4 separate regions of the Mus musculus genome follow, and all the other regions are linked to region 3. Evidence: chromatin loops called from intact Hi-C (ENCODE). Cell type or tissue: heart. All regions are shown on one strand. Links, peaks and the distances in the headings refer to the core of each region. The heading gives the core; the rest is flanking DNA. Region 1 overlaps Rnf38 (ring finger protein 38). Region 2 has its middle 47 kb from the start of Gne. Region 3 overlaps Gne (glucosamine (UDP-N-acetyl)-2-epimerase/N-acetylmannosamine kinase). Region 4 has its middle 7.9 kb from the start of Melk.

Region 1 (5,462 bases), core at 219-5,218, 100 kb before region 3:
TAACAACAGATGAACACCAAACCTGTAGCTATACTTAAAAACTTCAAGGTGGAGAAAATTAACGGTGTGTTTGTAATGTCCCAATAAAGATAGAAAAACTTGATGGCATAAGGAGGAGAATAGTTAGAGCCAAATCCTTGAGAAAATGAAACCGGATACAGAATTGGAGTGCTGTGAATTTTCATTGCGGTCAGATCTGAGCTTCTTTATGGTTCCTGTGAGGTGCTGGGTGTCTACTTTAGTGGAGGTTTGTGATGACTGCTCTTCCTCCTTTGTATTAGAAGGGTAGGGCCCCTGGGCTGAGCTCAGTTACAACTACCAGATACATTTGAAGTCCACTTCCACACGTCCCCATTTCATAGGCAGTGATCTGATAAAGGACTTCAAGAAGACAGTCACAGTTTTCACCTGACAAGAAAACCACTTCTAAAGGACAGCCTTGAAGTCCTCAAAAAGCTCTTGCCACAGCAACTTTTCTTTCAGGTGCTGGATATGCAGCTTTAAAAATGTTAGTTCACTAGTATGTACTAATTACATACATTTCCAGTGCTATACCACATGGATACTTTCTGGTATCCATGGTATAGCTCTGATACCTTCTGGGCTGTGCAGATGTAGAAAATTCTCATTACAGAAAGTGTGTGTGTGTGTGTGTGTGTGTGTGTGTGTGTGTGCGCGCGCGTGTGTGTGTGCGCGCGCTTAAAACTCTTCAACAGGGCTTTCTGCCATTGTGGAAAAAGACAGCAAGCAAAGCTTTAGCTGAAACTACTGTTGAACAACTAAGACATAATTTCTGCCCCACCACATTAGATTGTCAGTTGTCTTATGAAAAGCATGCCCCGTCACTGTGTTTTTATCTGTATCAGACTTGTGGGCTAAGAAAGCATTTAGAAGTTGGGTGTAATGGTACATGCCTTTAATCCCAGCACACTAGAGAAAGGGGCAAATGGATCTCTGTGAGTTCAAGGCCAGCCTGGTCTAAGAGTGAGTTGGGGTGGGGAGGCAAAGAAAAGAGAAGGAAACATAATGGGGGTGAAGAACTGGGGTGAGGGAATACTTCTCTTTCCAGCTTCCCTTTGTATTAGAATTATGCAAGAATTGCTAGAACTTTGCTTCAACAGTTGCTAAGCACCTGAAATAGTGAGCCTTGGAGTTAGTCACAATAGAGCAGTGGTGCTCTGGTACTGGTTGACAGATGTACATAATTATCATATGGTGTTGTTCCTAAACAATGTATATGATCCAAGAAGATCCTGAAACATTTTAGTGTTGATTTTCTTACCCGAGGCCACTGAGACTCAGAGAAGGAAGAAGGGAAGGGTTAAGCCCTCTAGAGGTTTGATTGCTTTCCCTTTTCTGCCCTTTTACCCCACCCCCTCCTGTTTATTCTTAGCCTCCTCCTACACCCACCTTCTTTCTTCGACTCTAGGTTTTAGACCGGATTTTGATACAGTAGACCAGGCGGACCTAAAGCTCCTATTCGTCCTCTTTCTCAGCTTTCCCAGGGTTTGAGCCCGCCATGCCCAGCTCAGTCTGAGTTTTCTGTTCACCGATCCTTTAACTTTTAATAAACTTTTAAAGAAACTTCTAATTTCTACTTAAAAAGCCTACTTTTCCATAATTTCCAATGGTATTGAACAATTCTTTTCCTTGTATTTACTGAGCCAATATAGGGTTTATGTTCTCTATTGGATCTTCACCCCAATAGTGAGCTGAGGCTTCATTTAGTATTCGAACTTAACTTCCTATCTCAGCAAAGTCACAGAATCTGTCACCGTCGTCCTGAGGGTTGGACAAGTTAGATACAAGCCTGCTTGTTTTGTTTTGAAACCACGTGTCTACATCAGTAAAAGTTCCTGCATCTTAGGTCATGTAAATACATACTATATTGTGAGGTTTACTGCTCTACTGCTGACTTTTAGAGTTGCTGGCGGGAGCGAGAGCTGCCGCCGGGCTAGGCACTCCCTGCGTTGGGAGACGCTGCCCCACCTCCCCACCTTCGCCGCCCGAGCAAGCCGAGCGAGTGAGCTTGGGCGGGGCTGCGCAGGGGCGCTGCGCACCGGCTCTGTTGCCGGAACTGGCCCGAGCGGCCTGGACGTGCGCGGCCCCGCCCCCGCGGGTGGAAACAAAGGGGGCTCGGCGCGGGGGAAGAGGCGGAGCTACCCGGCGATCCTGCGCTTGGCTGGCTAGGTTTGTGCGGGCAAGGGGAGGGGAGGGGAGGGGAGGGGAGGGGAGGGGAGGGGAGGGGAGGGGAGGGGAGGGGAGGGGAGGGGAGGGGAGGGGAGGGGAGGGGAGGGGAGGGGAGGGGAGGGGAGGGGCGGGCGTCCGGAACTCCGAGGTGGGAGGCTGTCGAGTTCTGCGGTTCGAAGCGTAGCGCTTGGGGTATCGCCTGCGCGCGCAGCGCAATTCACTGCGCCGGCGCGGCCCGCGCGGGTCCGCGAGCGCTGACAAGGGGTGCAGTGGGGTGGGCTGGGGCGGGGCCCCTCGTGCGGCTGGCGGGCGTGCCTCCGGAGGCCGGGGCGGTTGGGACGGCGGGCAGAAAAGATGGGGCTTCCCAGGCGCTAGTCGGCTCCTTCGGCGCAGGGCGTGGAGCCGTGGGTTTCTGGAGAGGCGCGTGTGATGGTGCCAAGAGGAAGGAAGCGCCGTGACAGCGCCTCAGTCGGAACCCGGGTTCCGAGGGCAAGGACGATCGGGGACGGCGGCCCTGGCGAGCTGGCCGCCGGCGGGGCGAGCAGTCACAATAGGAGGCGGCGGCCCGGCCGGGAGCGGTGGGAGCAGCCCCGCAGGGCGGAGCCTCCCCTCGCAGGTACTGGCGGCGACGGCCGTTGGCTCCCGCGCGAGGGCGGTACTGGCCGCGGGAGGTTGGGAGCCGGCGGGCCGCGCTCGGCGGACGTTTCCCGGCAGCCTGGCGCTCTTTGTTCCCGCGGCGGCGGGGAGCCGGCCCGCCCCTGCCTGGACGAGACGCAGGTGAAGTGATGATGTCACTTGGGAGAACTCAGAACCCGGTTGGAGGGGTCCTCTCTCGCGGCCTTCTACCTCCGCGGGTTTCTGGACGGGCTCCGTTTTGTTCTCAGTGGATGGAAGTTCTTCCTTTCAGGGCTGAAGAATGAGAGAGGTTGGTTTTTGAAACAGGAGTTTTTCGGGTTACCGAAAGCCAACGAGAACTAAGTTGTTGGTTTTTTTTCCCCTATATATGATCCAACGAGGACAACGCTTTTGTGTTAGAGGCCATTCAGTAAAAGTTGAACGTGCTAATTCTTTTACCATAGAGTTGAATACTTAAATATAATCGTTGGATAGCGATTTCTTTCCTTATACGAGGTGGATATTGAAATGTATTCAGCGCTCATACATGACTCTTGGAATTCTTAAGTCTGCCGAATACTGCCTGTTTTGCAGATACTATTGTAGTAACATTTACTTAACGAAGTTTCTTTAACTAGCATGCAACTTTGTAACCAGGATTTAAGGAATTCCAATTACATTTGAATCATAGTCGAAAAATAAACTTGTGGTTCATTTTGGGGAACACACTGTCTAATGGCGAAATCCAACTTACTTGAAAAATGACAAGATCAAACGTGTTGGGTTTCTTGCGGAAATAAGTAACACTCAAAGATGACAATTTTGAGTGGGAATTGTCCTCTTGAGATAGTTCCTTTTACTTTAGAAACATACTAGTATATATGTATTTTGCCTTTAGAAAACCTGCTTATCCTAAGCCTGTTGATTATAAGGTTCTACTTTAAAGTCAATTCTTTAGTTTTATGTAGGAGTAAGTACTACTTTTTCTACAAGCTCTGGAGGACTCAAAGGATAGTATTAGGTTCTGCTCTAAGAGATCTTGGCCTCACATTCTCTGTAAGTTAAGAAAGAATTGTATTTAAACCCTCTGATCCTTCCACCAGTGGTGTATTACATTCCAAAAGGTAGTTGGCTGTGTTTCTACGCTTGTTAAAGTTTATGCCCATCTTGATTCTTTTAAAAATGTTTTTAACAATAAATATGTTTGGACAACTTGCCCTATTTGGTTGGGTGCCTCTGCCTCATGTGTTCTGGAGGTTGATAAGTCTCCAGCTTTGCTGCAAGCACCTTCACCTGCTGAGCCATTTCATCGGGCCTTATCCTTAACTAAGTTGGTAAATATTAATCTACGTATGTATAAATTCTTTTCTTTACTAGAGCAGTCTGATTTTTGACAAAGATTGGAACAAATCTACTAAGGGAGTCTGTAAGCATTAGATAGATCTATTGTCTCTCTTTGCCCCAGCATTGGATAAGTCTTAGTTAACACTGCCAGGCACTGTGATTATATTTTTATTTAGCTTAATGTGGGTGAGAAGCCTTTAAAATAAAAATCTCCAAAATGGTTAGATCCTTGAGCAGTGTAGAAAGACTGTTAGTCAAGATGTTTATCTTTAGTTCTATCTGTTTTGTATTTTGTGCTGCCATTAGTTTGGAGCACTGTTTTGTAATCTCTCTTACTGGAAAGGTAGGTAGTTCTTGATTAGTCTTGATTGTTGCATGGTGTCTCTGGTGCTGTTTACAAATTTTCTGCTTGTTTTTCAGTTAGGTGCATATATGAATATAACTGCTTCATTTCATAGATTGCTTTCAGTTTTCTCTGCAGGGAACATAAGCATTGCAGTATTAATTTGTACATACAGTTCTGGTTCTATCCCATCTATCAGAAGATATTAAATACCTATTATGACATTGGCTAAAGGAACAAAATGATTGAATTCTTTGTAGTAAATGAAAGAGAAATTTAAACAAATGAAGTACAGGGGTGATGTACACATTCTCATTTCCTCCCAGTTTGTCTGTCTATACTATACTACTTAGTTGTGTCTTAGTTGTGTCTTACCATTGTGCTATGGAACTCTGGACTGGGAAAAGGAGAGGGAGCAAGTAGTCTTTAGTTGTTTTTTACCAACCTTGGTTTTGAGTGATTCCCAAAAGACATAGATCTACTTAGTTTGTCTTAAATCAAGAATGGGAATAAGTTTTACTTAGCACCCCCATGTTTACCCCAATTAGTGTCTAGTGGCTTCTCAAAAATGGCACACACAGATAGTGCTGAGAGGTCAGAGGACAGCCTTAGGTATTCATTCATACCTACTGTCTTGAGACAGGCGCTCTTGCCCACTGCTGTATACACCAGGCTAACTGGCTGGTGAATTTCATGGAGTCTCCTGTCTGTTGCTCAGTTTACCACAGGAGCACTGGGATGCATTACTATTCTTCCTGACTTTATATGGATTCTGGGGATTGGACCTCAAGTCCTCATGCTTGTGAGCCAAGCAAATTATCCTGAGCCATCTCTCCAGCACTCCAAGTTTTATTAGCCTGTTTAATTGTGAGCAGATTTATAATAAACTTGTGACATAATCCAGCAAAGCTGACTGTTGTATCATTCGATTAGTTTGGGAGATTTATTCTCTCAATGAGTAGAGTATATT
Region 2 (5,462 bases), core at 268-5,267, 53 kb before region 3:
CATAGCTAAAACACAGGACAAAACCTTGAAGTAGCCTTTATGAAAATGATGGAGGTCTTCCTTAATGAGGAAACAGAGAAATCCCTTGAAGAATCTGTGACAACACAAACCGTGGAAGTGACTAAAACAGTTTCAGACCTGAAAGTAGAAAAAGAATAAAGAAAACCCAAATGGAGGGAAATCTGCAAGTGAGAAATTTAGGGACTAGAATAGGGATGCCTGTCGAGGAACAGGAAGCATACAGAACACCAACTAGATTAGACCAGAAAAGAAAATCCCCTTGGCACATAATAATCAAAACACTGCATATACAGAAAAGAAAGGGAATGTTCAAGGCTGCAAGGGGAAAAGTCAGGTTTATCATATTAACACCTGACTTCCCAGGAGAGACTAAAAGCCAGAAGAGTCTGAATAGATGCTCTACAGACTATGAGACCACAGATGCCAGCCCAGACTGCTACACCCAACAAAACTTAGAATCACAATAGATGGAGGGGGGAAAAAAGAGACATTCCATGATAAAAACCAAATTTCAGCAGTGTCCATCTACAAATCCAGCCTCACAGAAGGTGCTGGAAGGAAAACTCCAACCTAAAGAGGGTAACCACACCCAAGGAAACACAAGGAATTATCAGAGACCACCAAATCAGGGGTGGGGGACATCACCACAACAAAATAATGGGAATCAACAAATACTGCTCTCTGATGGTTCTCAGCATCAATGGCCTCGACACCCCAATAACAAGACACAGACTAAGAGAATGGGCACAGAAAGACGGTCCGTCCTTCTGCATCCAGGACACACACCTTCACATCAAAGGCAGACAGCACCTCAAAATAAAAGGATAGAAGAGTTATCCCAGACATTTTAATATCTGACAAAATCGACTTTAAGCCAAAGCTAATCAGAAGATATCGGGAAGAACTTATCAAAGCAAAGACTTACCAAGGACATTTCAGTTCTTAATCTCTATGCACCGAATACAAGGTCATCCAAGTTCGTTAAAGAAACATTAGTACAGCTTAAATCACACCTTGACCCTCACACACTGATAGTGGGAGACTTCAGCGCCCCACTCTCACCAATAGACAGGTCATCCAGACAAAAACTGAACAGAGAAATGCTGGAGCTGACAGACATTATAAACCGAATGGACCTACCAGGCTTCTAGAGAACAGTCCACCCAGACACAGAAGAACGCACCTCCTTCTCGGCAGATCATAGAACAACCTTTAAAATTGACCACATATTTGGACACAAAGCAAGTTTCAACAGACACAAGATAATTGAAATACCACCCTCCATCCTATCTGACCACCACACACTAAAGCTGGATCTCACCAACAACAGGAAGCTTGCAAACCCACAGAAATGGAGCAGCTCACTGTTCGGTGGAAAGACGGGTCAAAAGAAAGAAATCAAGGACGTTCTAGAATTAAATTATAATAAAATAAAAAAACCAAACTCATGGGACTCAATGAAGGTGATTCTAAGAGGCAACTAATGTCTACACAGAACAACAAACCCTGGAGATCTTGTTCTAGTAAATTAGCAGCACAGAAAGCTCTAGAACAAAAAGAAGAAATCACAGCCAAAGGAGTAGATGGCAAACAAAAGTCTAAACAGGGCTGGAATCCAGGTGAGTGTTTTATGGGATTCCTGAATGGGGGGCGAGCGTCTCTGCTTCTTGTGCCTTCCCTTGGGCTCTTTTCCTTATTCTCGTTTGTTTGTTTGTTTTGCCAACTTCCGTTGTGTTCGATTTTGTTTTATCTCATTACATTTTGTTTTATTAACTCTTGCATGCCTGTTTTCTAATGAGAGGCAGAAGAGGGGGGTTTATCTGGATGGGAGAGGGGCAGGGGGGAAACTGGGAGGAGTAGAGGGAGCTGTAATAGTGATCGGGATATGTTATGTGAGAAAAAAATCTATTTTCAATAGGAGAAAAATATTACTATTAGCCCCTCACCCTAGTCCAGTTAGTGCTGACTGTGTGTGAACGGATGGGGGCCATCCCCGGGCATGAACAGCTTACCTGTGGCCACATCCACAGGGCATAGTGACCCTCCCTCCCTCAGCAGCCATCAGTTAGCTGTCAGGACCTCCTCAGTCAGAGGCCGGGCCTTGGATGAGTGTTTCTCAACCCATGTTAAATTCTGACTGGCTAGCTCCATGCCATGCAGCCCTGCTGCAGAAGCCAAGGCTCGTAAGCATCTGCTACATCATCGTGGTTGGAAGACAGGACTTGACAGCTCTCATCCCCAGCCTATGGGAGAGCTCAGGGACAACCCATCTGAAGTTGAGCACTAGCGGTCACCTATTGTCACAATGGATTGGTGTGATACACCTGATGTCCTTTAATGTTCACCAATTTAAAATATCTATATTTTATTTTAAAGGGTTTCTTTTAAATTCTATAAATAACAACAAAGATCTGAATAAACTAATGTGAAAATGGAGAAGGAAAAGAAAAGAAAAAAAGAGAACAGATGACCAGGCTAATGAAAAAATACTAATTCATAAATTTTCCACCAGGGGGCGCTATCACACACTTCCAAGTACTGAGAATAAGCTGTTCACAGGTCAGATTGGTGTGATTTTAAAAGTCTAAGTGTCCACACGTTAGTCTTTGTTCTTGAGTTTCATGCGTTTAGCAAATTGTATCTTATATCTTGGGTATCCTAAGTTTCTGGGCTAATATCCACTTATCAGTGAGTACATATTGTGTGAGTTCCTTTGTGATTGGGTTACCTCACTCAGGATGATGCCCTCCAGGTCCATCCATTTGCCTAGGAATTTCATAAATTCATTATTTTTAATAGCTAAGTAGTACTTCATTGTGTAAATGTACCACATTTTCTGTATCCATTCCTCTGTTGAGGGGCATCTGGGTTCTTTCCAGCTTCTGGCTATTATAAATAAAGCTGCTATGAACATAGTGGAGCATGTGTCCTTCTTACCGGTTGGAACATCTTCTGGATATATGCCCAGGAGAGGTATTTCCGGATCCTCCAGTAGTACTATATCCAATTTTCTGAGGAACCGCCAGACTGATTTCCAGAGTGGTTGTACAAGCTTGCAATCCCACCAACAATGGAGGAGTGTTCCTCTTTCTCCACATCCTCGCCAACATCTGCTGTCACCTGAATTTTTGATCTTAGCCATTCTGACTGGTGTGAGGTGGAATCTCAGGGTTGTTTTGATTTGCATTTCCCTGATGATTAAGGATGTTGAACATTTTTTCAGGTGCTTCTCTGCCATTCGGTATTCCTCAGGTGAGAATTCTTTGTTCAGCTCTGAGCCCCATTTTTTTTTAAAGATTTATTTATTTATTTATTTATTATATGTAAGTACACTGTAGCTGTCTTCAGAGGGCATCAGATCTCATTACGGGTGGTTGTGAGCCACCATGTGGTTGCTGGGATTTGAACTTCGGACCTTCGGAAGAGCAGTCGGGTGCTCTTACCCACTGAGCCATCTCACCAGCCCTGAGCCCCATTTTTTAATGGGGTTATTTGATTTTCTGGAGTCCACCTTCTTGAGTTCTTTATATATATTGGATATTAGTCCCCTATCTGATTTAGGATAGGTAAAGATCCTTTCCCAATCTGTTGGTGGTCTTTTTGTCTTATTGACGGTGTCTTTTGCCTTGCAGAAGCTTTGCAACTTTATGAGGTCCCATTTATCGATTCTCGATCTTACAGCACAAGCCATTGCTGTTCTATTCAGGAACATTTCCTCTGTACCCATATCTTCAAGGCTTTTCCCCACTTTCTCCTCTATAAGTTTCAGTGTCTCTGATTTTATGTGGAGTTCCTTAATCCACTTAGATTTGACCTTAGTACAAGGAGACCCCGGAGCTCTTGACTCTAGCTGCATATGTATCAAAAGATGGCCTAGTCGGCCATCACTGGAAAGAAAGGCCCATTGGACTTGCAAACTTTATATGCCCCAGTACAGGGGAATGCCAGGGCCAAAAAGTGGGAGTGGGTAGGTAGGGGAGTCGGGGGGAGGGTATGGGGGACTTTTGGGATAGCATTGGAAATGTAAATGAGGAAAATACCTAATAAAAATATTTTAAAAAGAAATAGTTTGAACTTGAAAAAAAAGAAAATGTAAAAGTGAAAATATTAATTAAAAGTAGAAATGGATTTTAAAAAAAAGTCTAAGTGGAATGGTACGTTGTGGGGTACACCTGTAATACTGACATTTGGGAGGCAGAGGCAGGAAGATCACAGGTTTGAAGCCGGCTTGGGTTACATGGTGTGACCTGATGTTCCCAGAAAAAAAGCCACACCTATGTTAAAGTTGTTGATTGTTGGTTGGTTGCTCTTGGTTGCGGTTTGTTAAGGAGTCATGCGTAAAGAAGAGACAACACGAAGAAATTAGATATCCTGACAGTGAAAATCAAACTCGTCCTGTGGAACTTGATTCCCCTAATCAGCAGAAAGTAGTCTAAGGATAATGTCACCCTCTTTCTGACCCGACTTTATTCAGGAATCTCTTTCCTTTCCCCTCTCTTCTTTTTATCTCCTGTCTCACGCTACGAGGTTGAAAGGGTAGGAAAAGGATTGAAGTAGAAACTCACTCTGTGTGAATATGAATGCTTCCATTGCCAGCCTACCTCACACTCCACTCCCCAGGCAGATGAACATCTTCCTAGGCCTGCTCATTTTTTTTTTTAAACCTTTGTTTACTCTGCATATGTATGTGTGCGCGTGTGTGTGTGTGTGTACTCGCGCACGCGCGCGCGCACTTGAGGTAGGTAAAAGAGGGCACTGACAGGAGCTGGGCCCTAAGGAGCAAACTCAGGCCATCTGTCTGCTGAGCCATCTCACTAGCCTTCCACCTTGTTTGTTTGTGTGTTTGTTTGTTTGTTTGTTTGTTTGTTTTTGAGACAGGGTCTTACCTAGCCCAGGCTAGCCTGGAACTTACTATGTAGCCCAGGTTGGCCTCAATGATCCGGCAAAGTGCTGGGGTTGCAGGCATGTGTCATCACCCCGGGTGATGGGCCTTTGAGTACCCTTCTTCCACAGACTTCCACTGACTTCTAGGCTGTCAAGATTCCACTTCCCTACTTTTCTCTTGAGACAGGGTTCACTGTGTAGCCTGGGCTAGCCTAGAAAACTTCAAGTAGAGCAGGCTGACCTAAAATAAAGATAACTCCTGCTGCCTCCCAAGTGCTTGGATTAAAAATGTGTGCCACCATACCTGAGTGTCTCTGTACTCTCACAGCCAAGCCCTTCACAGCCTCCAAGAGAAGCCGTTCTGACTAGGGTTGCCTTCAACCCAAACACAAGTCCTTACCGTCTCCCTACCTCCTACAGGACAAAGTCCCATCACCTCAGATGACCTCTCCCTGTCCAAGTGTCTAACCTCTATCACTGCCGCAGCTTCAGTTCTGCTGAGCCTCACAGCACCTGTGGCCTGGATGTGACTCAGCAGCCTTGGCCTGCTGGGGGCA
Region 3 (5,462 bases), core at 94-5,093:
TGTAAAATAAATAGAAACCGACCAGCTGCCAATCATTTGCTTTGCCTCACCCAGTGAATTAAACGTCACCAACAGTTCAGTCAGCCCACAGTTGGTCAGCGGAGGGAGGATTCTGTGCAAGAGCACTTAAGACAGCTGATATGGAAGAATAGTTTTGTTTTTAAAGCGAGAGGAGTGCTTTGGCCTCTTTGCAGGATACTCATTTGGCAATGGAGCCTTTCATTGGGCAGAATCGGCCTTTACTGGTATTGCGCTTCATGCTGGGAGTTTGCATGGTCGGGGAGCTCCACACTGAAGGACAGGAGCAGTTGCTTTAGATGAGGCACTCACTGCAGAAGTCTCCCGAAGGGCTTCTCTAGTGAGCCTCAGAAGACAGGACGACTCCTATCACAGTCTCACCAAGGCTGTCTGGATTCTTAATTCAAGTTCCAAATATTGATGGACTCCCTCAAACCTAAGCACTAAGCTCAGAGTCCATGAGAAAAAACTTAGCATCACTAATGGGAAGTTTAAAGTGTTCCATAGAACAAGTCTCTCCCCTCCCCTCCCCTCCCCTCCCCTCCCCTCCCCTCCCCTCCCCTCCCCTCCCCTCCCCTCCCCTCCCCTCTCCTCTCCTCTCTGCCCCTTCCTCATGTCATGCCTCACTAGACTGGCTGTCAACTCAAGAGCTTCAGAGCCTTCTGCCCAGCCTTCTGAGTCCTGGGATTACATGACATGTGACAAGTAGAGACAAATTCCATAAAGCAAGCATCTCTCGTTCTAATTTTTGACTTTGCGGATGAAGGGTGTGGCACGAGGGTGGACAGGAAGATAGGTGAGCAGAGGAGTTACACTAAAGGGTTTTTGTGTATGTGGTAGGGCCTCAGTGCCAAGAGGAAGGTGGCATCTGTAAGGGATGGGGTGAGAAGGACCTGGGGTTTCTGTGAATCCTTTCCAGAAGAGGTGACACTTGGCTGATTTTTGGAGCCTGAGTAGGAGTCTGGGCAAGAGGGGAAGGAAGTTTTCGGCAGAGGTGCTTAGATCTATGGATGGCATAGAGCCACTAGTGAGTCCACAGGCTTTCTCATATGCCGAAGCTTTGACAGTTGGTAAAGGTAGGAGAGAGAGAGAGAGAGGTGGTTTAAAAGACTGGGTGAGGTCCAGGTTAGCAGTTTGGATTCTATCCCATTAGTGAGGCATGCTGGTTGGTGTGACAATCAGATCTGTGAAGTTGGGAGCGTTCCTTTAAAAGTCTGTGGGAGAAGGCAGCACTAGAGGCAGACCCACCACTGACCACGGTCTCAGACTCAAGACGAGAGACTGCTCTAAGGGAAAGGCTGGTGGGGGTCAGAGGAGGAGACAGACTGAGCGCTCAAGGGTGATTAACAGGGCTTAGGGGGACTGGTGAGGGATGGAAGCAGCAAGGTATCAGGGCGTTTGGATGAGTGGTCCCTAACTGAGTTAGAGAACAAATGGAAAAACAGGTTTGCAGCAGAAAATCAGATCAGGTTGGGAAGTTGGCTTTCAGGTGGCTTGGGGATGCCTAGCAGAGCCATATGTGGGCATTTGGAGTCGACCTCGAGGCCCAGCATGCTGGTACAGGTGGGGTCTTAGAGGTCGACTTTCCTCCTAAGCATCCTTATCTTCCCAAGGGACTGGGAAGTGTGAGGGCAAAGACATGTTCTTTAAAGATGTGAACTTGGGGGTTGGGCGGGAGGCAGTGGTGGGGCACGCCTTTAATCCCAGCACTTGGGAGGCATCTACCCAGGCTTTCTAACAGTCAACTTTGTTGGGCTCACTTGTGAGTATACTAAGTATTTTTTTTAAATTTCTAGCACACAGTTTTAAGCTAATAATCAAAGAGCTGATATTTATTTATCCTTTGAAAGAACATTGTGTTTTGGTGTGCCAGTGAGAGAAAGGGGTGGAGCTAGGTCAGCCTGCTGGAATTTCATCATCACACACCAACAAGAGTGTTATGCCGAGCGGCACAGGGGAGCAAAGGTTACAAGCCAAGCAACTGAAAACGCCGCTTTCCTACCTAGTGGTAATTCCAGTTACAAACAAGAACTTACTTTTTGTATCATTAGGAACTCTATTTTAAGAAACTCTCAAGTAAAAAGAAGCAAGTCATGGAGAAGAACGGGAACAACCGAAAGCTCCGGGTTTGCGTTGCCACCTGCAACCGAGCTGACTACTCCAAACTGGCCCCGATCATGTTCGGCATCAAGACAGAGCCCGCGTTCTTTGAGTTGGACGTGGTGGTGCTCGGCTCCCACCTGATTGACGACTATGGGTGAGCTGAGTGCTTCCTTGCTTCCCCCCCCACTCCCACCCCCGACGGTGTGCCCTGGGGAGCTTGGGTCTGGTAGGCTTGTGGACCTCCTGTCAGGTAGTTCCTCCCTAGTCTCTGTGTACCTCGGAGAACTTGGGAAGCATCCCAGAGTTGGCGTCTTCAGTTACAAAATTGGGTGAAACCAACATGGCAGTGAAGCCTGTCACAGTGATGCTGTTTAGTAGATACTTGATAACCAACAGCTGGAAACATTACTGCACTCAGAAGAAATACCATAAATATGTGTGTGTGTGTGTGTGTGTGTGTGTGTGTGTATATAAAAGTTGGACTATAATAACATGGCTTCAAGGCATAATTTTGGGGTTGGGGTTTGAGCCCAGAGCCTCAAGCATGCTAAACACATGCTTTACCGCTGGCATGCTTTCCTTCACCCCAATGTGTCCTGTGAGTTTTGAGGGCAATGAGCGTAGTGGTGCATGTCTACTTGAGAAGCAGAGGCAGGAGGATTGCTTTGAGTTTGAGGCCTGCCCAAACTACTTAGTGAGTTTTAGTCTAGTAAAGAGCTGCACAGTAAGACCCTGTCTCCAAACAAACAAACAAACAACAACAGAAACCAACACTGGTTTACAGGTTAATTGCATGTAAAGTAGTATAAATGAAACAAGATATACAAAAATCTAACCTATTTTGAGGCAAATTAAAATGTCCTGTTACCAAGATCATTGGTATTATGTGTGTGACATTAAGGTTTGCACCATATGCAGGGTATATTTGAAAACTGAAAGGTATTCTGAGAGAGCCCTGCATGGAGAAACCAGAAAGGAGCCTTGGCTCTGCCCTCGGTGTGCATCTAGCGCACCCTTGTGGTGTGAAATGGCCTTGCAGCCTCCAAAGACTGCTGGAGCCGCATGGCCGCACATGGAGAACAGTAAGCAGACCTCCGCCTGTCTCCAGTCTCCACGTGTCAGCCTGCTGTGAGAGGACAGTGAGGAGCAGGGAGCAAGCTTATGGGACCTCCCGTGGATAGTCTTCTTTTTCACTTGAAATGAATTCTGGCTTCCTAAGACAGTGCACTTGATTGGTAGGACGTAGTGCGAGCTGGAGGTGAAAGTCTCAGTAGGTTTTGTGTGACAAAGCTTGGGCAGGAAGGCTGGCAGGAAGGAGGCGCTCCAGGAAGTGGAAGCAGCCACAGCCCCTGAGGTCGAAAGGTAATATTTGCTGGTGAGACTGTTGAGTAGGAAACCCAGCTAGTACTAAGGGGAAGTGCGTGCGTGCGTGCTTGGGTACCTTCTAACGTGAGGAGCTGAGTAACGTGCAGACAAGACTGTGAGGGACTTCACATAACCTTCTTGTACCTTCTCAGGTTTAAACTATGAGAATACATTTTACAGATTTTATTTTATTTTTTATAGTTTTTGTTTTAGGGAGATTTTTGTTTCAATTTGTGAGACGGTTTCTTTTAGCCCAGACAGGCATCAAACTCTGTATGTAGCCAAGAATAACCTTGTTCTGAAATTACAGACATGTGTCACCATGCCTAGCTCATTTTTGTCTAATAAATAAATTAATTAATTTATACACAGTGTACTGGGCTAGTTTTGTGTCAACTTGACACAGCTGGGGTTATCACAGAGAAAGGAGCTTCAGTTGAGGAAATGCCTCCTTGAGATCCAACTCTAAGGCATTTTCTCAATTAGTGATCAAGGGGGAAAGGCCCCTTGTGGGTGGGACGATCTCTGGGCTGGTAGTCTTGGTTCTATAAGAGAGCAGGCTGAGCAAGCCAGGGGAAGCAAGCCAGTAAAGAACATCCCTCCATGGCCTCTGCATCAGCTCCTGCTCCCTGACCTGCTTGAGTTCCAGTCCTGACTTCCTTTGGTGATGAACAGCAGCATGGAAGTGTAAGCCGAATAAACCCTTTCCTCCCCAACTTGCTTCTTGGTCATGATGTTTGTGCAGGAATAGAAACCCTGACTAAGACAAATTGGTACCAGCAGAGTGGGGTATTCCTGTGACAACCTGACCATGTTTTGGGGAGGTCTGTGGAAGGACTTTGGAACTTTGGTCTTGAAGATCCATTCGTTGTTAAGAGCTCTGTGGGATGTTGTGTAGGAGCTTGGAAGATAATGTTGAGAACAGTGTAGAAGATGGAGGCCTGGCTTGTGAAATTTCAGAGGGAAAATTAAAGACTCTTTTCAGGGCCATTGCTGTTTTGATTGTGAAGATTCTGTAGTTCTGGTTAGCTGGGGCTGAAGAATCAGCTGTGATTAACAAGATACCAGAACTACCAAAGCAAAAACTTTGCATTACTGGGACTATTGATGCTGGTTAGCTGGAGCTAAGAAATTAGCGGTGATTAAGAAGAGACCAGCATCATTGAGGTGACATCTTCTGGGAAGTGTTTTCTGAGAGCACAGTGGCTGTGTTCCAGATATAGCCAAAGTTGTACCTTGTGCTGTGGCTGGACTTGGTAATGTGTAAGGGTCACCCAGGTGGTACTGGTTTGAAGGCATGAAGGAGTTGAGTAGAGCAGCTGAGGCTTGGCACTGTGAGAGGCCATGGAAGGCCATTGGTGAAAGTCCAGCCTCAGTTGCAATTAATGGCCCAGGACTGAAGGGGTCATGCAGTGTTTTGGAGATGCCAGTACCATGAGATGACCACCAAGAGCAGCAGCAGCAGTGGAGTACAGGCATCTGGAGCCTAGAGGATGACTCGTGTGCTACAAAGGGCATGGCTGGAGAAGTGACCCAAGCCCTTGGAGGAGCCCAGAAGATCGTAAGTTGGATCCCAGACATTGGACGGTTGGAGATTGACTTTTGCTTTTGATTGTGGCTGTGCCCTGATATTTTCCCTCTTGAAGGAAGAAACTGTTTTAGTGGAGCCCACAGTTAAGAGACTTTTAATTGTAAAAAGACTTTGGATTTTAAAAGAGATGGATATTTTAAAGAGATTGAAAATTTAAGAATATGTAAAGACTGTGGGACTTTTAAAGTTGTTTAGATCTTGGGGATGAATAAGAATGTAAGGGTTGAGGCTTACTAGTGATGTGTTTGTGTGTCAAGTTGACAAGGGGTCAATTGTACTGGCTAGTTTTGTGTCAACTTGACACAGCTGGGGTTATCACAGAGAAAGGAGCTTCAGTTGAGGAAATGCCTCCATGAGATCCAACTCTAAGGCATTTTCTCAATTA
Region 4 (5,462 bases), core at 340-5,339, 230 kb before region 3:
CGCTCTCTAATGAGATGGATTTTTTTTTAATCTACTTTTTAAAAAGCTGAGTTTAGGGCCATCGAGATGTCCCAGCAGATGAAGGTGCTTGCAACCAATGATCTGAATTCAATACAAGCAGAATCCACATGGGGACTGGAGAGATGGCTCAATGGTTAAGAGTACTGACTGTTCTTCCAGAGGACCCAGGTTCAACTCTCGGCACCCACATGGCAGCTCACAACTGTATATAACTCCAAGATCTGAAACCTTCATGTAAAGACATACAAGTAGGAAAAACACCAATGCGCATAAGATAAAACAATACAAAACCTAGAATCCAAATGATAGAAAGACAGAAATCATTCCCATAAATTGACACTCATGAGGGCATGCACACACACACACACACACACACACACACACTTAATAATTGATAAGCAAATTACAAATATTTACAAACTGGGTGGTAACGTCATGTGCCTTTAATCCGAGCATTCTGGAGGCAGAGGCAGCTGGAACTTTGAGTTCAAGGCCAGCTACAAGAGGTCTACAGAGTGAGTTCCAGGAAGGCCAGGACGACACAGAGAAACCCTGTCTCAGAAAACAAAAACAAAACAAAAGGGAGAAATATTTGTTATCTGGGCAGCCTCCAACTCATCCCATAAATATTTGTTAATCGCTTTTAAAGAATATTTCATTGTTACAATGTTATGGCATTTATATGTTAAATTTTTATTGCATTACTCTGTGTGTGTATGTGTGCTTGTGATAAATTAGTGAATGAAATAATAAATGCTCAGAGCAAAGCTGAGTGCGGTGGTACCTGTCTATAGTCCCAGCATGCAGGAGGCCAAGGTCAGAGGCCATGCTTGGCTATGTAACAAGATCCTATTGCAAAAAGAAAACATTCAGGGATTTGATTTTGAAGCAACTTCAGGGATTGGTGAAATTTTCTGATTTTGGATGGTGAACTAGTGAACTATGAGATATGAGTGAATGTCCTAATCTAGAGAAAATGTACTAAATTTGTTTTGTTTGTTTTTTTCAAGACAGGGTTTCTCCATGTAGCCCTGGCTGTCCTGGAACTCACTCTGTAGACCAGGCTGGCTTCGAACTCAGAAATTTGCCTGCCTCTGCCTCCCAAGTGCTGGGATTAAAGGCATGAGCCACCAAGCCCAGCCTGAATTCTTTATATATATTCTACATTAAATGGTTCACAATATGTTCTCCCAAACATCTGAGCATAGTCCATTATCCTTATCACAATTGTTACTTGCAAGACATCAGGCTTTCTGACCACTGTTATTTCTTCATCGAAGGAGAGATTGGGGAGGGTTAATGGATTCTCACCTGAGCTCCTACCTGTTCCCCGTCTGCCTCTAAGCCCTCTGCATGTCACTGTACCCCTATTGTACAAGAACTGGAGGTAGAGCACATTGATTATGGGTGTTAAACTGGAGAGAGGAGACAATCTACGCAGCTACAGGGAAGTCACCCTCCATGTTGGGGTGTTCCTGTCCGTGGTGCTGTTGCTTCATAAGTGACCCCTCACCACACATGCTCTCTAGGTGACCCCTCACCACACATGCTCCCTAGGTGACCCCTCACTCCTGTGACCTATGGAAGAACAGCCAGTGCTCTTAACCACTGAGCCATCTCTCCAGCCCCAGTTTTGTTTTTTAAAAAACCGGATCTTGGGCTGGTGAGATGGCTCAGTGGGTAAGAGCACCCGACTGCTCTTCCGAAGGTCCAGAGTTCAAATCCCAGCAACCACATGGTGGCTCACAACCATCTGTAACAAGATCTGATGCCCTCTTCTGGAGTGTCTGAAGACAACTACAGTGTACTTACATATAATAAATAAATAAATCTTTAAAAAAAAAAAAAAAAAAAAAAAAAAAAAAAAAAAAAAACCGGATCTTGCTGTGGAGCTCTGGCTGGCCCTTGCTATCTATCACACACTGTTATACAGCGCTGGCTGGCCTCACTATTTAGCCCAGACTGGGCCCATACTTGCAGCTACCTCCTACTTGAGAGGATTATAGGCATGTACTGACATACCTGGCTTTAGTAATCCTGGATGCTGTATGAGGGTCTTGGGCTCAATGCCTTCTGGCTATTATAATGTGCCGTGGAGTCACAGTATTGGTTTACTCTAAAAGGTAGCTTGTTAGACTCTCGAGCAGCTAAGCTGGAAGAGTTCTTGCCTAGCATGCATGAATCCCAGCTTCTATCCCAAAGACTGCAGAAACCTGGGTCTGATGGCTTACCTATAATCCCAGCACTCTGGATTTGGAAACAGGAGGATAAGAAGTTCAAGGTCAGCCGGGCGTGGTGGCGCACACCTTTAATCCCAGCACTCCGGAGGCAGAGGCAGATGGATTTCTGAGTTCAAGGCCAGCCTGGTCTACAAAGTGAGTTCCAGGACAGCCAGGGCTACACAGAGAAACCCTGTCTCGAAAAGAAAAAAAAAAGAAGTTCAAGGTCATCTTTGCGCTTCATAGTAAATTAACACCCAGTCTAGGATACACAAGACCCCCCCCCTTTTTTTTTTAATGCTTGTAAATGTCATGTTAAAGAAACATTGTAGTGCCAGGTATGGTAGCACATAACTATAATCCAATCCAAGCTTTTTGAAGGCTGAGGCAGGAGGATTGCCACGAGTTTGCAGTCAGACTGTTTTGCCCCACAAGTTTTAAGTCAACCACAGCTGCAGAGTGAGACTCTCTCTATCTATCTATCTATCTACCCATTTAAGTAGTGATATAGACTGGATAGCTTAGGGATACAGCTCAGGGGTAGATACCTCTCCTAGTTTATACAAGGCCCAGATTCCATATCCAGCACCTCAGCGTGTCTGGGGGATCGTGGCAATTTATGATCCACTGTAGGAAAATCTTCCCAGGATCTCAGATCCTTCCCAGGATATCCTTTTGTGCCCATACCCAACTGTTACCACTTGGTGGCAGTATACTCTAACCACCGATTCCATTATACTACCTTAAAAGTGGTACGGACAGAAAGAGGGCCATCATGATGTAACTCCTGATGGGCTCATACACCACACACAGCACCATCCATGAAGCATCCTTGTCATGCAAAAAGAAGGCCAAACCTGAGCTCGGCGAAAGAACACGTGCCTCTCATAAGTGAGGCCATTGAGTCAAATGCTCTGGATCCAGATATGAACTCTCACACATACACACACACACACACACACACACATACACATACACACACACACACACACACACACACACAGAGCACAGCACACATGAGCAGGTCACAGGACAAATGTAAGTATAGGTTCTTGCTTTCCACCTTGTTTTGAAGAAAGAGTCTCTCTCTCTTTCGTGTGTGTGTGTGTGTGTGTGTGTGTGTGTGTGTGTGTGTATACATGCACACATGTGCGCTTTGACTGCACATATGACTGTATCTGTGTACAATGTTCATGCCTGGTACCAGAGTAGGCGAGGAGAGGTTGTCACATCCCCTGGAACTGGAATTACAGATGGTATTGAGATAGCATGTGGGTGCTAGGCATAGAAACTGGTTTCCTGAAAGAGCAGCCAGTGTCTAGCTACTGAGTCTAGCCCCTCACAGAGTTTGCTATTCACCACTGCCTATAACAAACTACCAGGCTCAAGAGCATCCAAGTTATCTCTGGTCTCTGCCTCTCATCTCTCTGTGGGAATGCTGGGATTACAGATATTTAATACTGCACCTGGATTGACATGGATTCTTGGAATTTAAACTGAGGTACTCACATTTACATAAGCAAGTACTTTCTTCACTGTGCCTGCACAATCCCTCCAACCTTTCAATTTGGGATAGGCTCATGATCATATAGGGCTTAACTTTGAAAGAAAATGTTTTTAAAGGATACATACATGGGGGTTGGGGATTTATCTCAGCAGTGAAGTGCTTGCCTGCAAAACACAAGGCCCTGTATTCTGTTCTCAGCTTAGGAGGTGAAGGGGTGACGCATGCAGGATTGGGTGGTGGGTATGACTCAGTGACAGTGTTGGCCTAGCAATTGTGAAGCTCTCAGCCATGGGAAGAAAGAAAGAAAACAAAAGGTATACATGAACATATACACATATATGTAGAGAGAGAGAATATGTATAATATATAATTACTTATATTATACACCTATAATATACATTAACATATAATATATGTATGTGTAATTAACATACATTGTCTTAGTTGGGATTTCATTGCTCTGAAGAGACACCAGGACCAAGGCAACTCTTGTAAAGGTAAACATTTAACTGGGGCCCCCTTACAGCTTCAGAGGTTCAGTCCACGATCGCCATGATGGAAAGCACAGCAGCCTGCAGGCAGACATGCTACTGGAAGAGCCATCCAGGAGTTCTATATTTTGATCCAAAGGCAGCCAGGAGGGGGACTGTCTCCTTCAGGCAGGCAGAAAGAGGGTCTCTTCCACACTAGGCAGACCATGAGCACTGAGATCTCAAAGCCCACCCCCACAGTGATACAATTCCTCTAACAAGGCCACACCTCCTAATAGTGCCACTTCCCATGGGCCAAGCATATTCAAACCACCACACATGTGTTTAACATTGTGTTATACCCCCAACATTTGAATAATCCCCAGTTAAACTTTAAAAGTCTTTGGAGACAGAAAGATCAGGATTTAATGTCCTCCTCACAAAGACAGAATTTAAAGCCAGCCTGGACTACTGCGACTCTGTCTCGCCCACGGGATGCCAGGATTATACATATATATATATATATATATATATATATATATATATATATATATATATACTCACTGTCATTTGTGGGTTTCTTCAAAACCCAGTGTCTGAGTTCTAGTCAAAATGGAACCAGCCTAGACCCCTAAGTCCAGGAACGAAATCGTGAACAAAAGTCCTTCCAAAGCTATGATTAGAGCCTGTGAGATGATCTGGCAAAAAGATGTTTGCCCCACAAAGACCTGTTTCCTGAATCCAATCCCTGGAACGCAGGTCAAGGTAAAAGGACAGAGCTGACTCCACTAAGTGTTCTCCTGCTGTGGTATCCATTCCCCTCCTCATTACAACAACAACAACAACAACAACAACAACAACAACATGATCTTGCTATGTAGCCTCTGCTGGCCTGGAACTTGATATGTAGACCTGACTGGCCCTGAACTCTTAGAGAATGAACCTGACCTGACTCTGCCTCTTGAGTAACTGGGATTAAAAGCAGCACCTAGTTTCCCACAACTTTTTAGAAATGTGATTTAGCTTATGTAGTAAATCATACCTGTCCCTTAACACTCAGGTGGCAGAAGCAGAAAGATCATGACTTAAAGCCAGTCTGGGCTATATATTGAAACCCATCTTAAAAAGAAACAGGTGCTGGGCATGGTGGCACACGCCTTTAATCCCAGCACTCGGGAGGCAGAGGCAGGCAGATTTCTGAGTTCGAGGCCAGCCTGGTCTACAAAGTGAGCTCCAGGACAGCCA

Evidence for each region. Peaks named below come from ENCODE experiments on the same cell type or tissue, not always from the same donor. Only the 100,000 strongest peaks of a DNase experiment are listed, where the experiment ranks them.
Region 1: a loop joins it to region 3, with 4 times the contacts of the local background. A loop is called at or near these places in 9 of 42 quality-filtered maps.
Region 2: it touches region 3 in a loop (10-fold over the local background); 32 of 42 quality-filtered maps call a loop at or near these places.
Region 4: a loop joins it to region 3, with 15 times the contacts of the local background. A loop is called at or near these places in 15 of 42 quality-filtered maps.

What each region holds. Positions count from the first base shown.
Region 1 is chr4:44,164,971-44,170,432 of GRCm38, reverse strand. All of the region lies in intron 2 of Rnf38 (ring finger protein 38), which reads left to right. Among named protein-coding and RNA genes, the nearest start is that of Mir5106, 54 kb to the left of the region's middle. In heart, for the core only: a CTCF peak has its summit at 2,826; DNase peaks (open chromatin) are centred at 2,032 and 2,422; H3K4me3 peaks cover 3,744 bases; H3K27ac peaks cover 2,250 bases.
Region 2 is chr4:44,116,684-44,122,145 of GRCm38, reverse strand. It overlaps the pseudogene LOC115489981 and the pseudogene Ptma-ps2. Among named protein-coding and RNA genes, the nearest start is that of Gne, 47 kb to the right of the region's middle. In heart, for the core only: CTCF peaks have their summits at 2,325 and 2,526 (motif pointing right); no DNase peak of the experiment used is centred there.
Region 3 is chr4:44,063,568-44,069,029 of GRCm38, reverse strand. It overlaps Gne (glucosamine (UDP-N-acetyl)-2-epimerase/N-acetylmannosamine kinase), which reads left to right. Exons shown (of 12, transcript NM_001190414.2): 2 at 2,070-2,275. The coding sequence starts at 2,112. Among named protein-coding and RNA genes, the nearest start is that of Gne, 6.4 kb to the left of the region's middle. In heart, for the core only: no CTCF peak of the experiment used is centred there; a DNase peak (open chromatin) is centred at 3,149; H3K4me3 peaks cover 829 bases; H3K27ac peaks cover 1,839 bases.
Region 4 is chr4:44,290,283-44,295,744 of GRCm38, reverse strand. No RefSeq gene overlaps it. Among named protein-coding and RNA genes, the nearest start is that of Melk, 7.9 kb to the left of the region's middle. In heart, for the core only: a CTCF peak has its summit at 2,940 (motif pointing right); no DNase peak of the experiment used is centred there.